Regions from separate parts of the Homo sapiens genome. Here region 1 is linked to region 2. The links are chromatin contacts, found by Hi-C in ENCODE. All regions are on one chromosome and are shown on one strand. Each heading gives the region's core, a stretch centred on a gene start or an enhancer-like site at or near the end of the contact. The rest is flanking DNA. Distances are from core to core; before and after follow the strand shown.

Evidence for each region. Hi-C counts contacts between places; a loop is a spot of excess contacts on that map. Pooled maps may share reads with other maps.
Region 1: a map with no recorded cell type shows a loop between it and region 2 (11-fold over the local background). The contact joins two enhancer-like sites. A Hi-C loop is called at or near these places in 23 of 37 single-sample maps with no recorded cell type and 5 of 50 pooled maps.

Annotation. Positions count from the first base shown.
Region 1 is chrX:15,155,355-15,161,385 of GRCh38, forward strand. No RefSeq gene overlaps it. Among named protein-coding and RNA genes, the nearest start is that of ASB9, 110 kb to the right of the region's middle. Within about 2 kb of position 3,522, at least 4 of the 41 ENCODE cell types and tissues checked have a DNase peak (open chromatin) inside an H3K27ac peak, as active enhancers do.
Region 2 is chrX:14,669,484-14,675,981 of GRCh38, forward strand. The region is part of intron 7 of GLRA2 (glycine receptor alpha 2); the gene reads left to right. Among named protein-coding and RNA genes, the nearest start is that of GLRA2, 140 kb to the left of the region's middle. RefSeq lists enhancers at 3,701-4,900, 4,344-4,638. Within about 2 kb of position 3,873, at least 2 of the 41 ENCODE cell types and tissues checked have a DNase peak (open chromatin) inside an H3K27ac peak, as active enhancers do.

The DNA of each region.
Region 1 (6,031 bases), core at 2,272-4,771, 490 kb after region 2:
CGAGCACCTACTCTATGCCTGAAACTTTATATCCATCATCTAATTTATATCCTCGTAACAAACTGAGGAGATAGGTAATCTTATCTCCACTAAACATACAGAGATTGTCAGACTTGGGGAAGTTAGGTAATTCACCCAAGGTCACAGAGCTGTGAAATTAGAAAGAAATATGTGGCTGCCTGGCTCTTCTCCAAATCTCAATAAGCTTTGTGTGTTAAAGGGCATTGAATCCACGATCATATTTAGAGTAGAGGGGCAAGCCGCCCCTCAAAAAAAGATACTGGATCGACTTACATGGGGTAGTAATGTCCCTTATCAATAAGATAAAGTCCTAGTCAAAACCAAGAAGGAAGAAACTTGGTAGAAACTCAGTGTTTCAGTCTCAGCCAACATGGAAGAATATAGAGTAGAAATATAAAAAACCAAGAGGAACAATGAAGTCTGGGAAGTAGCCTTGAGTTCATGAGTATTTGGGGAAACAGGAAGTTAATCTTTTTTTTATTATACTTTAAGTTTTAGGGTACAAATCTTAAAGGGACTGTAACTTTGGGAGCTTTCTGAACACCTCAGACTTTTCTCTGAGGATAATGAGATTCAGGCCATTTTGCAGTAAAAGCAATTTCCATGAAAGGAATGTACAAAAGCCATAGTCACGACTGGAGTACCAGTAAAGTGATTTAATTCTACGCCCTACCACATAGGAGCAAAATTCCAATACAGAGCATGTAGTGAAGTTCCAGCTAGTCCAGGATGTGGCTGTGTCTCCTGGGCCACTGGCCCTTCGGAGATAGGCTGGAACTAGCTTGTACCAATTTGCATAGAACTGATTGTGCACATCTCCCAACCCCATGTTCAGTGATATCACATTTGTAGTTTGTAATCATGCATGCTGGAAACATTGATACCTTGAAAACTGGCAAGTGATCCAAATCAGGGCTTTTTCCTAAAGACTGACTCTAGTTATTAACATGGATGGAAAGTGGTGAGGGAGTTTTGAGCACCTGGGAGTGGAGACGGGAGGGATGAAAAGGTAAAGAAGATGATATGATATCCATTCCTCAACCTGATTTGAGCAAGGGGATCTGAATCAAATAGAGGGGGCTTTACACAGCAGGAACATTGGGACATAAGCAGTACTATCTGGGTATCCAAGTTGTGACTTAGAGCAGGGCGGGAGCATTCTGTCACGTGTTTGTTCATTTTGTAGAAGATGGCTTCAGAAGTGCAATGATGTCTGAAGGAAACAAGTCCTATATAGCATCTTGAGGGTTTCCTTTCCCATCTTTGGGAATACTTCTGACAGCACCAGTGATAATGTCAGTGCCTGGTTGCATTTCTTCAAAGTTGCAACCAAAGACTGAGGAGGGCTCATTCATGAGACGGTGTGAGATACTCCTTGTGGACTCTCAGAAATAACCAAAGTTGACTTTGAGGGAAAGGCTGGAGGTCTGGTGTCAGCAGATAGGGACTATGATCCAGCTATATTTGGGCATTAATAATAATGTTACCTCATTTCTACCCCTGCTTGTAAGACCTGGGGAATTTTGGGTTATGGTTCTATTGTATGCCCCTTGAGATTTGGTTCAGATTGTGCCTCGCTGGAGCCCACAGATTTGGTTCACAGTTGGTTGTGTGATAGGCAGACTTCTAAGATGGTCACTGGTGATTCCCACTTTCTGGTGTTCACACCCCTGTATACTTCCTTCCTGATAAGAGGCTCACGCCTGTAATCCCAGTGCTTTGGGAGGCCGAGGCGGGCAGATCACCTGAGGTCAGCAGTTTGAGACCAGACTGGCCAACATGGCGAAACCCCATCTATACTAAAAATATAAAAATTCGCCGGGCATGATGGTGTGCACCTGTAATCCCAGCTACTTGGGAGGCTGAGGCAGGAGAATCGCTTGAACCCAGGAAGCAGAGTTTGCAGTGAGCTGAGATCGTGCCACTGCACTCCAGCCTGGGAGACAAGAGCGAGACTCCATCTCAAAATAAATAAATAAATAAATAAATAAATAAATAAATAAATAAAATGAAAATAATAAATAAAATAAAAAATAAAGAGTGGGCAGAAAACAGTGACTAGAATATGGAAAAGGATGAGATGTCACCTCAGCAGGCTTTCTTTATTGCCTACTTAGCTTGCACACTTTGATAAAGTAACTTGCCATGTTGGAAAAGCCCAGTTTAAGGAACCGAGGGAAGCCTCAGGCCAACAGCCAACAGGGAACTGATGCCTCAGTCCAGCCGCCCTTGAAGAACTGAATCCTGATGACAACCACGTGAGTGAGCTTGGATGCAGATCCTTTTCTACTTGAGCTTCAGGTAAGAAAAAATCATAGCCTTGATTGGCACCTTAATTACAGGGTTGTAAGAGTCCCCAAACCAGAGGACCCATATACCTAAGCTATGCCTAAATTCATGATCGCATAAACCATGTGTTATTTCAAGCTGCTAAGTTTTGGGGTAAGGTGTTATGCAGCAGTAGATAAGGAATACAGGCTGGGATGGAGGCCACAGATGTTTGTGCATTCTGTTTCAGATGGACACTAACACTCAATCATAAATCTTACTGCAAAAAAAGGATAGTTAAAAGATGGCAGGCTATTAAGAAAAAAATACCCAGGAGTGTAAAGAGATACAGTGACAAACAGATAGACTTTGGAAAGTCAGGGAAACCTAATTTCAAATTCTGGTTGTCAAGCACAAGGTAAGGCCAAGGCCTGGCATATTTGACCAGTAAAGAAACATGAATCCTTTTTAGATTCAGGCAATTTATTACATAGACACTGAAAGGAACAATAGCCAAAGATGTCAGCTCCCCATGGCCTCTACTGAGAGAAACAGTGAAATAAAAGGGATTCAATGACTGCAACACGAATGATTGGACATTTTCATGTCTATAGACAAGAATCCTTTTGCATTGCTGTCAGTTATCTACAAGTGAGAGTCGTAACTGAACTCCCACAGAATCAAAATTGATAAAGGCATGTGGGTTACCACTGAAGTACAAATTTTTCCTTGCATCACTATGCCAAGTGCTATGAGGATATTAACTCATTCAAAATTCTCAACAATCATGTAAGAATGGTAATATTATTATCAGCATTTTTAAAAGAAGAAACCTAAGCCACCCAGAAATTAAACAGCCAATCAAAGTCACACAAAGTGAGTGGCAGAGCCAGGCTTTAAACTGGGTCTATTATCTTAGTCACCATGCTCTTCTGCCTTTCCGTGGTAAGCCAATTAACTTGATTGGACAAAGGTCCTAAGAAAGGAACTATTGAAAAAGGGAAGCTCCCAACTATTAAGGTTAAGAGCTCTAGAGAACTGAGAAGGGATGAAATTCAGATGCTTACATTGTTCTTCATCTTCCAGAAGCTGCTAGGCTTGTTGTCCTCTATGAGGCAGAAAAGAAACTAAAAGCAAAACAAAATAAAACTTGTTTAAGGGGCAGCGTTTTATTCCCTGTGTAGACAAGAAAACCGAGATACACAACAGGTGCTGTTCCCTACATGCCGGCAAGTTGTGAACAGCCCAACAAACTTCTAAGAAGAACCTTTGTCATGTGGTAGTCACATTTCCTCTTAGGACAACCAAGGGGGCTTCCTCAGTGGCAGGTACTTATGAGCTTCTGTTGCTGCCCTTAAGGCTCATTTACTTTCAATCTTAGAGACAGGAAACACTGGAAACCTCAACTTAGCACAGATACACCTTCTCTCCCTAAAGAGTGCTTCTCAGTAGGGACCAGGGGACATTTGGCAATGTCTGGGGATTTTCGGTTGTCACAACTGGAAGGGGGCATGCTACTGGCATTTAACGGGTTGAAGCCAGGGATGTTGCTAAACATCCTACAGTGCACAGGACAGCTCCCATCACAACAAAGGATGGTTAGGAAACCCTGCCCTGTAGGCAGCAGTGTCCTGAATCACTGACTCAGACACCACTCAGAACGTCTCCAGGGAAAGAAGTACATAGGGGAGGAGGGGACAGGTTGATGAGTAAAAGCAAGCATCACCGGCATCATCCTTTAGTGAAATGAGTTCTTCAAAACAGTCAAGATGAATCAATGGAGTCCTGAATTAGTTTCTATCTTAAATTATTGAATTTACATATCTCCTAGAAAAATCAGGCATCTGGCTCATGGCTGGAGCCAGTAACTGAGAATCATGCCATACAATTTAGAGTCTAAGCAACCTTTCTTCCCATGCCTGCAACATTCTCAATCAACAAATAGGATCATCAGACACTTTGCAAAATATCCAGACATCCATTTTTCTGGTTTCCAAATAGACACAGAAATATGGAAACCCTGAACTGCTTCACTATTCAGCAGCAAAATTGATTTACTGAGAGCCCACAAGCATAACCACTTTAACTTAACAGGTGCATTAGTATAATTTGAACGGCATAATAGCAAAGCCAAAAAAGCCATTCAGTCATTGACAGATACAAACAATCCCAAGAAATTAAGGAATAACAGCCTCCCCAGAATAAAACTCAAACATACATTTAAGAAATAAAATAGGCCGGGCGCGGTGGCTCACGCCTGTAATCCCAGCACTTTGGGAGGCTAAGGCGGACGGATCACGAGGTCAGGAGATCGAGACCATCCTGGCTAACAATGTGAAACCCCGTCTCTCTACTAAAAACACAAAAATTAGCCGGGCGTGGTGGTGGGCGCCTGTAGTCCCAGTTACTCGGGAGGCTGAGGCAGGAGAATGGCGTGAACCCGGGAGGTGGAGCTTGCAGTGAGCCTAGATTGTGCCACTGCACTCCAGCCTGGGCAACAGAGCGAGACTCTGTCCCAAAAAATAAAATAAAATAAAATAAAATAAAATAAAATAAAATAAAATAAAATAAAATAAAATAAAATAGTCCTACCAACAAAAGACCCTTCTGTACCAATATAGAAGAGACAGGGAACACAATTTTTTAGAGTAAGCCCTACCAGATTTACTTGCATGTAAGGTAGCTCAAAAGTACCTACAGCATCTTGACAGAATTTGATCCAAGTTTCTACAGTGAGGCAGAAGAAAGAATAATTCAATCTTGTCTTATCTCCTTGAGAGATAAATTGATTTACCTTGCAATAGTTTCCTGTACACTTCATGAGACAGTTAATTTTGGAGGTATATGTTTATGTTACCAAGGAACAGAAGGCCTCAAACCTTTCATTGTAAAGTAAAAAGGTTGGCCCACTCATTGGCCCTATTATGTTTACAAGGAAACACTCTAAGAGGAGGGTGGGGAAGCAGCCGTCCCTTCATCCCTCAAAGAAAATTTTATCATTTTATCCTTATGTGTACAGAAAAATGACAAATGAATAAGTATATGTTTAGCCCCAACTAAGTACTAGGCATTTAGAGTACAGTCAATTCTCACTACTTACAGTAGTTAATGTTCTATAAAGTCACCATGAACACTGAATGAGCAAATACAGAACCATTGCTCCTAAGGGAAATACCGGATTGGGTTTCTGTAGCATCTGGTTACATTTTCATCAACTGATTAATATATTACCTTGTTTCGTGAATTTCTGTTTAAAGACACTTTGTTTAATACATATTGTTGATTAACTACCTTGACTCATGGCCAGAAGCACTATCACTCGTGCCTGAATGAATCTTATCTAACACACCTATTCTCTCCATAAAACGTATTACAGCATTTTTGCACTCAGGAACAGTAGACAGCACTTCAGCACTATACTTGGGAGCCATTTCAAACAGCAAAATCACCAAAAAATACGGCATTGAATAGACTAAAAAAAAGACATGGGAGATATTAACCTGGCCTTAGTTTAGGAGAATGGAAAATATTTAGTATTAGTGAATATCTGATGCCTATATTTTGAATGAATCTTCTTATAAAAGCGTTGGTAGCTGAAAGTAAACTGGGGCTAAAGAAGATGACACATGAAAGGAAATAAATTCAAAATAATTTTTAATGTTCTTCAGATATTCTTGTCTGACACTTGGTTGAGGATCAGTTACAGTTTTTTAATGTAAACTCCATAACTTAAAGAGTAAGA
Region 2 (6,498 bases), core at 2,623-5,122:
CAACCCTACAGCAAACTTCTGCTTGGGCATCCAGGTGTTTCTATACCTCTTCTGAAATCTAGGTTCCCAAACCTCAGTTCTTGACTTTTGTACACTCACAGGTTCAACACCACGTGGAAGCTGCCAAGGCTTGAGGCTTGCACCCTCTGAAGCCACAGCCTGAGCTCTATGTTGGCCCCTTTCAGCCACAGCTGGAATGGCTGGGATGCAGGTCACCAAGTCCCAAGGCTGCATGCTGCAAACAGCACAGGGACCCCAGGCCCAACCCATGAAACCACATTTTCCTCCTAGGCCTCTGGGCCTGTGATGGGAGGGGCTGCTGCAAAGGTCTCCAACATGCCCTGGAGACATTTTCTTCATTGTCTTGGTGATTAATATTTGGCCCCTCGACTTATGCAGATTTCTGCAGACAGCTTGAATTTCTCCTCAGAAAATGGGATTTACTTTTCTATTGCATTGTCAGGCTGCAAATTTTCCAAACTTTTATGCTGTTTCCCTTTTGAAACTGAATGCCTTTAACCACACCGAAGTCACCTCTTGAATGCTTTGCTGCTTAGAAATTTCTTCTACAAGATACCCTAAATCATCTCTCTCAAGTTCAAAGTTCCACAAATCTCTAGGCCAGGGGCAAAATGCCTCCAGTCTCTTTGCTAAAACATAATAAGAGTCACCTTTGCTCTGGTTCCCAACAAGTTTCTTATCTCCACCTGAGATCACCTCAGCCTGGACCTTATTGTTCATATCACTATCGGCATTTTTGTCAAAGCCATTCAACAAGTCTCTAGGAAGTTCCAAACTTTCCTATATTTTCCTGTCTTCTGAGCCCTCCAAACTGTTCCAACCTCTGCCTGTTACCCAGTTGCAAAGTCACTTCCATATTTTTGGCTATCTTTTCAGCAATACCCCACTCTATTGTACCAGTTTACTGTATTAGTTTGTTTTCACACTGCTGATAAAGACATATCTAAGACTGGGCAATTTAGAAAAGAAAGAGGTTTAATGGACTTATAGTCCCACGTGGCTGGGGAGGCCTCACAATCATGGTGGAAGGCAAGGAGAAGCAAGTCACATCTTATGTGGACGGCAGCAGGCAAAAGAGAGCTTGTGCAGAGAAACTCTCATTTTTAAAACCACCAGATCTCGCGAGACTTATTCACTATCATGACAACAGCACGGGAAAGACCTGCCCCCATGATTCAATTACCTCCCACCAGGTCCCTCCCATAACACATGGAAATTTAAGATAAGATTTGGGTGGGGACACAGCCAAACCATATCACTGTTAAAACCTTTAACTAACTGATGTCCTGTCAACAGGAGTAATTTGTACTTTCGTAATATCCACATCCTTATAGGCTCAAAATGTAACTGTGACTCTGTCCTCCTAAGGAGCTCAGGGTGGGACAGATTATTTATATAACATTTCTGCAAATAAGGTGCTCTCATTATCTGACCCCAGGAGAGTTGGCATATGCTGAATGATTCTCGCACAGTATTAGACAGGAAATACTAGTTTCTGTTTCAGCTCCATTATTCTAATTTTATAAATTTAAAACTAGCTGTGCAGAGCAAAAAGGGAAGTGATAGGTGTTAAATCATATGGGCAATATAGGTCCTAAATTGATTTGGTACTTACTGCTTGAAGAATGTTTTTTGATTCATGTCAACACTCCATTCTTACTGGTGATGGGCAAGCCAGCCAGGCATAGGATATTTGCTAGTAAGAAAAAAATTTTCAGGATGTGTTTCTTTGCTATCCTGGTTCTAAATGGCAATGATGTGGCAGGCATCATTTTTGTGATAGGCTCTCCTGATCTAATTTGGGGTTTGAGTCATTTGTTTCAGTAAACTGCAGACCCTGTGACAAGCATTTGGATGCAGTTTATTTGAAAGATGGTGACAAGAAAGACAAGAGAGAATGTGGAATGTAAATAGTGAAAAGAGAAAAGGCAAACAAGTGTATTATTGAGTTGGTTACCATGAGGGACAACTAGTGTTCAATTATGCTAGGGATCCTCCAAAAACTGTGTAGAATTCTCTTCAGATTGCCCCAACAAGTACCAGGAAATCCAGGGTCTTTATCCACCAACCCCCATCCTTCCATGGTTGAGGACTGCCCCTGGTAGTGTTCTAGGCTTCCTTGCATGCATGTCAAGAAAGTTTCCAAGGTACCAGAGAAATCTCTTAGGCAGAAAAGCAGAGCTTGGGGTGAGTTGCTGAGGGTTTATGTGAGAATTGTCCATTGAATCTGCAAGTAAACTCAGTGTATCTGCTATGCACATAGTATTGCACATGCAATTGTTTTTCCTGAATTAGTACTATTTGCTTCTAAGCAAGGAATTCACTATTTTAGGCAAGTCTTGCCTGGCACATAGAGGCATTCAATGAATAGACATTATCAGATGATACTGAAAGTGCTAAGAATGCAGAGTAGAGGGCCTGAAGGCTGTTACTGGGACTCACAGCTCTGATCACCTTGACATTGGGAACCCATACTGCTATTGATGTGGTTTCCTCTCTCATCACTTTTTATTTCCCTTGAGTCACAGAATCTTAGAATAGCAGAACCCTTGAAAATTATCAGCCCGATCCTTTTATATCCCAAGTGGGAGTGTGAGACCCCAAATCGTGAGATAATGTGCCCAAATTTGCAATGTGAGCCAGTGGCAAAGCTGAGGTCCACATTTTTGGCATCTTCTCATGGCTCTCTCTAACACAGCCTTGCTGCTTTCTCTTACTTTAGATAGTCATACTGGATTGATTTCCGCCAAGGGGCTGAGATTGATCTAAACTTTCTGAAGCAGATGTATGCAACTGATATGTTAGAAACTGAGGCACTCAATGAGCCCAACCAAAATATTTTCACACTTACACTTTATCTTTTAAGCATTCTGTACACTTCCATATTGAAAAATAATAATGCTATCTGATGGCATGGCCTTTTATTTCTTCAAAGAGCTTACACATCTACTTATGTCATTTTACTCAAGAGGCAGTAGGATTTCTTTTTAATCATTACAGACTCCTGTAGGCTAGTATCTATTGCAAATAGGTATTTAACTATTAATGGGTGATTTGTGCTTCTGGTTTTTTTGTTAAAGAGAAAGGAATGGAGCTGACTTGTATCAAAATGCTGCTCAACTATAGGAAGTGGATACAGTAGAGACATAATCTTTGGTAATTTATAACTAACAAAAAGTGAGATCAACAGCCCAGCCAGAAGCTTTTGAACCACATTAATTACAAACCTTTGACTGACCTGTAGCTCCTTTTCTTGTTTTCTCCTCCCCACATGGAACCTGGAGCGTGGTGGATGCCTGGAATTTTTCCATTTCAGTTTCACTTTGAATAGTATGAAACAGTAGGTAGCTGATTAACTTCAAGAGCTTTAGGTTAGAACACACTAGGCTTGAGCGCCCAGAGTGCCATGCCAAGAAGGGAAGGTGTCTGGCAAGTTGGCTCCTATCGAGACATCCTTGATGATCTGCAGCCTCCACTGTGAGCTCACATTAAAGTACAGAGCTGACACTAAATCAGTCCACAAGCCAGAGTCTGGGTCGGAAAGCTTCTCGGCTACCACTGACTCTACCATTCAATTGAAATTCATATTTCACACTATACTCTCATATATTAAATACTCTATGGCCCTCCACTAAAGGAATCCCTGTTCTCATCCCCAGGATGTAGCATCACAGTGCTCAGAGGGTTCAGGTGCATTGGTGGAGAAGTTCAGCACCAGAAGGGGCCTCTTTGTATCCTGGAGTTATCACAAGATTCTAGGTATTCTGAGGAAATGATTTCTCCATCACTGCAACTTGAACTGGGCTTCTAAGACTGCCTCTATTTTGTACTCCAGAATCACCCATTCCCTACATATCTTACCCACTGTTCATCTCAGGAGTACATCATCCATAATTGTTATGAGATGATGACGCATCTGCACATAGTCACTTAACACAGGTACACCCACTCACTCTGGTAAGGTTCTGAGTTTGAGAAATGGTCAGGGGTGAAAGGTTTGGCCACTGCTTCCTTCCTGATTTGGCTCCTCATCCCACTATAGGAGGCATAGGCAACTTGGAAATCATAAACCAACAAGCTCAGTCCAGGGAGTGGAGACCTGTCAGCTCTTCCATATTCCTCTACCCATCACTATAAACCTTACCCACCATTCCAAGGCCTTTCCAAATAACAGTTATTAAACTTCCCTCTTTTATTTCCTTGCTTGTAAGTATGAATTTTGAACCTGGGTTAGGGTAGGGAGTAAATGCACAAATAGTATACAAGTAGTCGAGGCACTAATTGCTGACTGAGAAAACAAATGAAGATTGCGGTTATCTGCCATCTATGAACACTTATCTTCACAGTATGTCCATGGCTGCAGGTGTGACAGTGCTACTGTTGTTTCTTGCTTGCCAGTCCCACTGCATGTACCTTCTCACCTCTTTTCCACATCAGATGTTGTCATCTGGTGTAAGCACAGTCTGTGAGTAATTCTTCTGACTCATCGCCAGAGAGGGAGGTTCCCACAGGGGTCAGTGAGGCAGAAAAGCACAGAATTTGGAGTCAAGCCAGATTTAATGCAAATCGCAGCTCAACTATTCTTTTGCTGTGTGATCTTGGTAAAGTTAATGAGTGAACTCAGCTTCCTTATCCTTATAATGGAGATAACTCATAGAATGGTGGTGGTGTAAGCTTTTTGTTGATGATAGTGGTGGTGGTGATTTTGTTCTGTTTTCTTTTTGTAACAGCATATATCAGTCCCCATGATATACAGGAGTGCTCACTGCAATGAAGTTCCATTTATGTGAACTTAGATTATGTGAATTTAAAGCAAAGCAATATAAAAATACTAACAAAGTCTTAGTCCATGCACAAAACATCAAATACAAGATATTTTACTTTACATTATTCCTGTGGGGAAAACTGCCTTGAATTATGCAAGTTTTGAATTATGCAGTGTCTTCAGGGGCTCATCCCTTACAAGCCAATGTGTCTGAGAATCTACAATCTGCCAAATGAGTGTTAAGTTTTATATAAAGTATCTTATTCAATCCTTCAATGACCCCATGAAACTGGAATGTGTGGGCCCCTACTTTGATATGAAGAAATCAAGATTCAAAAAGGTTAAGTAATTTTTCCAAATTCATTGGTCATTCACCTAGGATTCAAATCCAAGTTGGTCTAGCTTCAAAAATATTCATTATTTTTCCTTTTTTTTCTTTCTTCCATATCTTCATAGTCTCCCAGTTTTTCTCTTCTCTTTCTTTCTCCTTTTCTCTCTCTCTCTCCCATGCACACACACACAAACACACACACTCTCTGACTACACAAACATTTATTAAGTGAAGCATCATCTCATCATCTCCCCAAAGCCCATTGTTGTCTTTCCAATACTGAGATCACCCAATTGGGTCTTTTCTTCATTGAGATTGTTTTTCCACCAGTGGGCAATTTGTTCCGAATCCCCACTTCCCCCTTATTCCTGCCCTTGTTAGATAATAAACATACATCACTTGTTTTGTCACTGAAGGTGCAGGCACAGGAAGTAGACTATGGCAGGAATCAATGTGCTTGTCTATCAGCCAAAAATGTAGTGACGTGGCAGACATAAGCACAGGGAAGAAGATGCTGCATTGCCCTACTTCCTCCAGATGCTAACCCCTCCTTCACCTTGACTCTCTCAGATGCCTACATTTGCAGGAGGCTGAGACTTAGAGGTGCCTTTCTGCAGAGTGTCCCTATGGTGCCTCTAACAATGGATATCACCTGGTGTTGCTTGTGTATTCTAGGGCTGGCAGTTTTACTCTTCTTGTACCTCTCCACTCATGAAACTCACACGGATAGTAAGTTTTGGCAAGCTACTTTAAACAATTTTCTGACCACCATAATGGAGAGAAATGTATTCATCTTTGGAAAGAATATCAACTCACTAGGCCTGTGTACCGTCCAATGCCCAACAAACTAATTGGTCCCCAAAGGTCCATTTATAATTGGGTGGTTCCTGCAGATACCAGGCTTGGAGGCATTGCCACTCAGTGTCTGTTTCTGCAAACAGCACTTTAATAAGTAACTCTTTACTCAACTACTCAGTATAGAACTCAACAATATTAGATATGGAGAGAAAATGGGGTGAGGGTGGTGACACTGGGATGGGCCAGGTAGTCAGTGCTGTCATCATCCATCTCTGCCAAGGAAATCTGATTTCCCCAGCATTAAATGGCAGGTGTGAGCTCCTTAATTAGGCAATAAAAATGGCAACTTGGCAGTGAAACTATAAACATGAAATTGTACAGCACCATGAATCTTTGGCACCAGGATTAACTTGACTATATTTTTTTCTCGTGATACAGTTACTGAATATAGGTAAGAGATCAAACAGAAAAAGCAAAGCCAGAATTCTCATTCCCACCTCTGTTAATTACTAGCTATATAAAGTTTAGATATGCATTTAATAAACTAATTTCCCCCCAAAATGGGAATGGAAAGCATGATGGT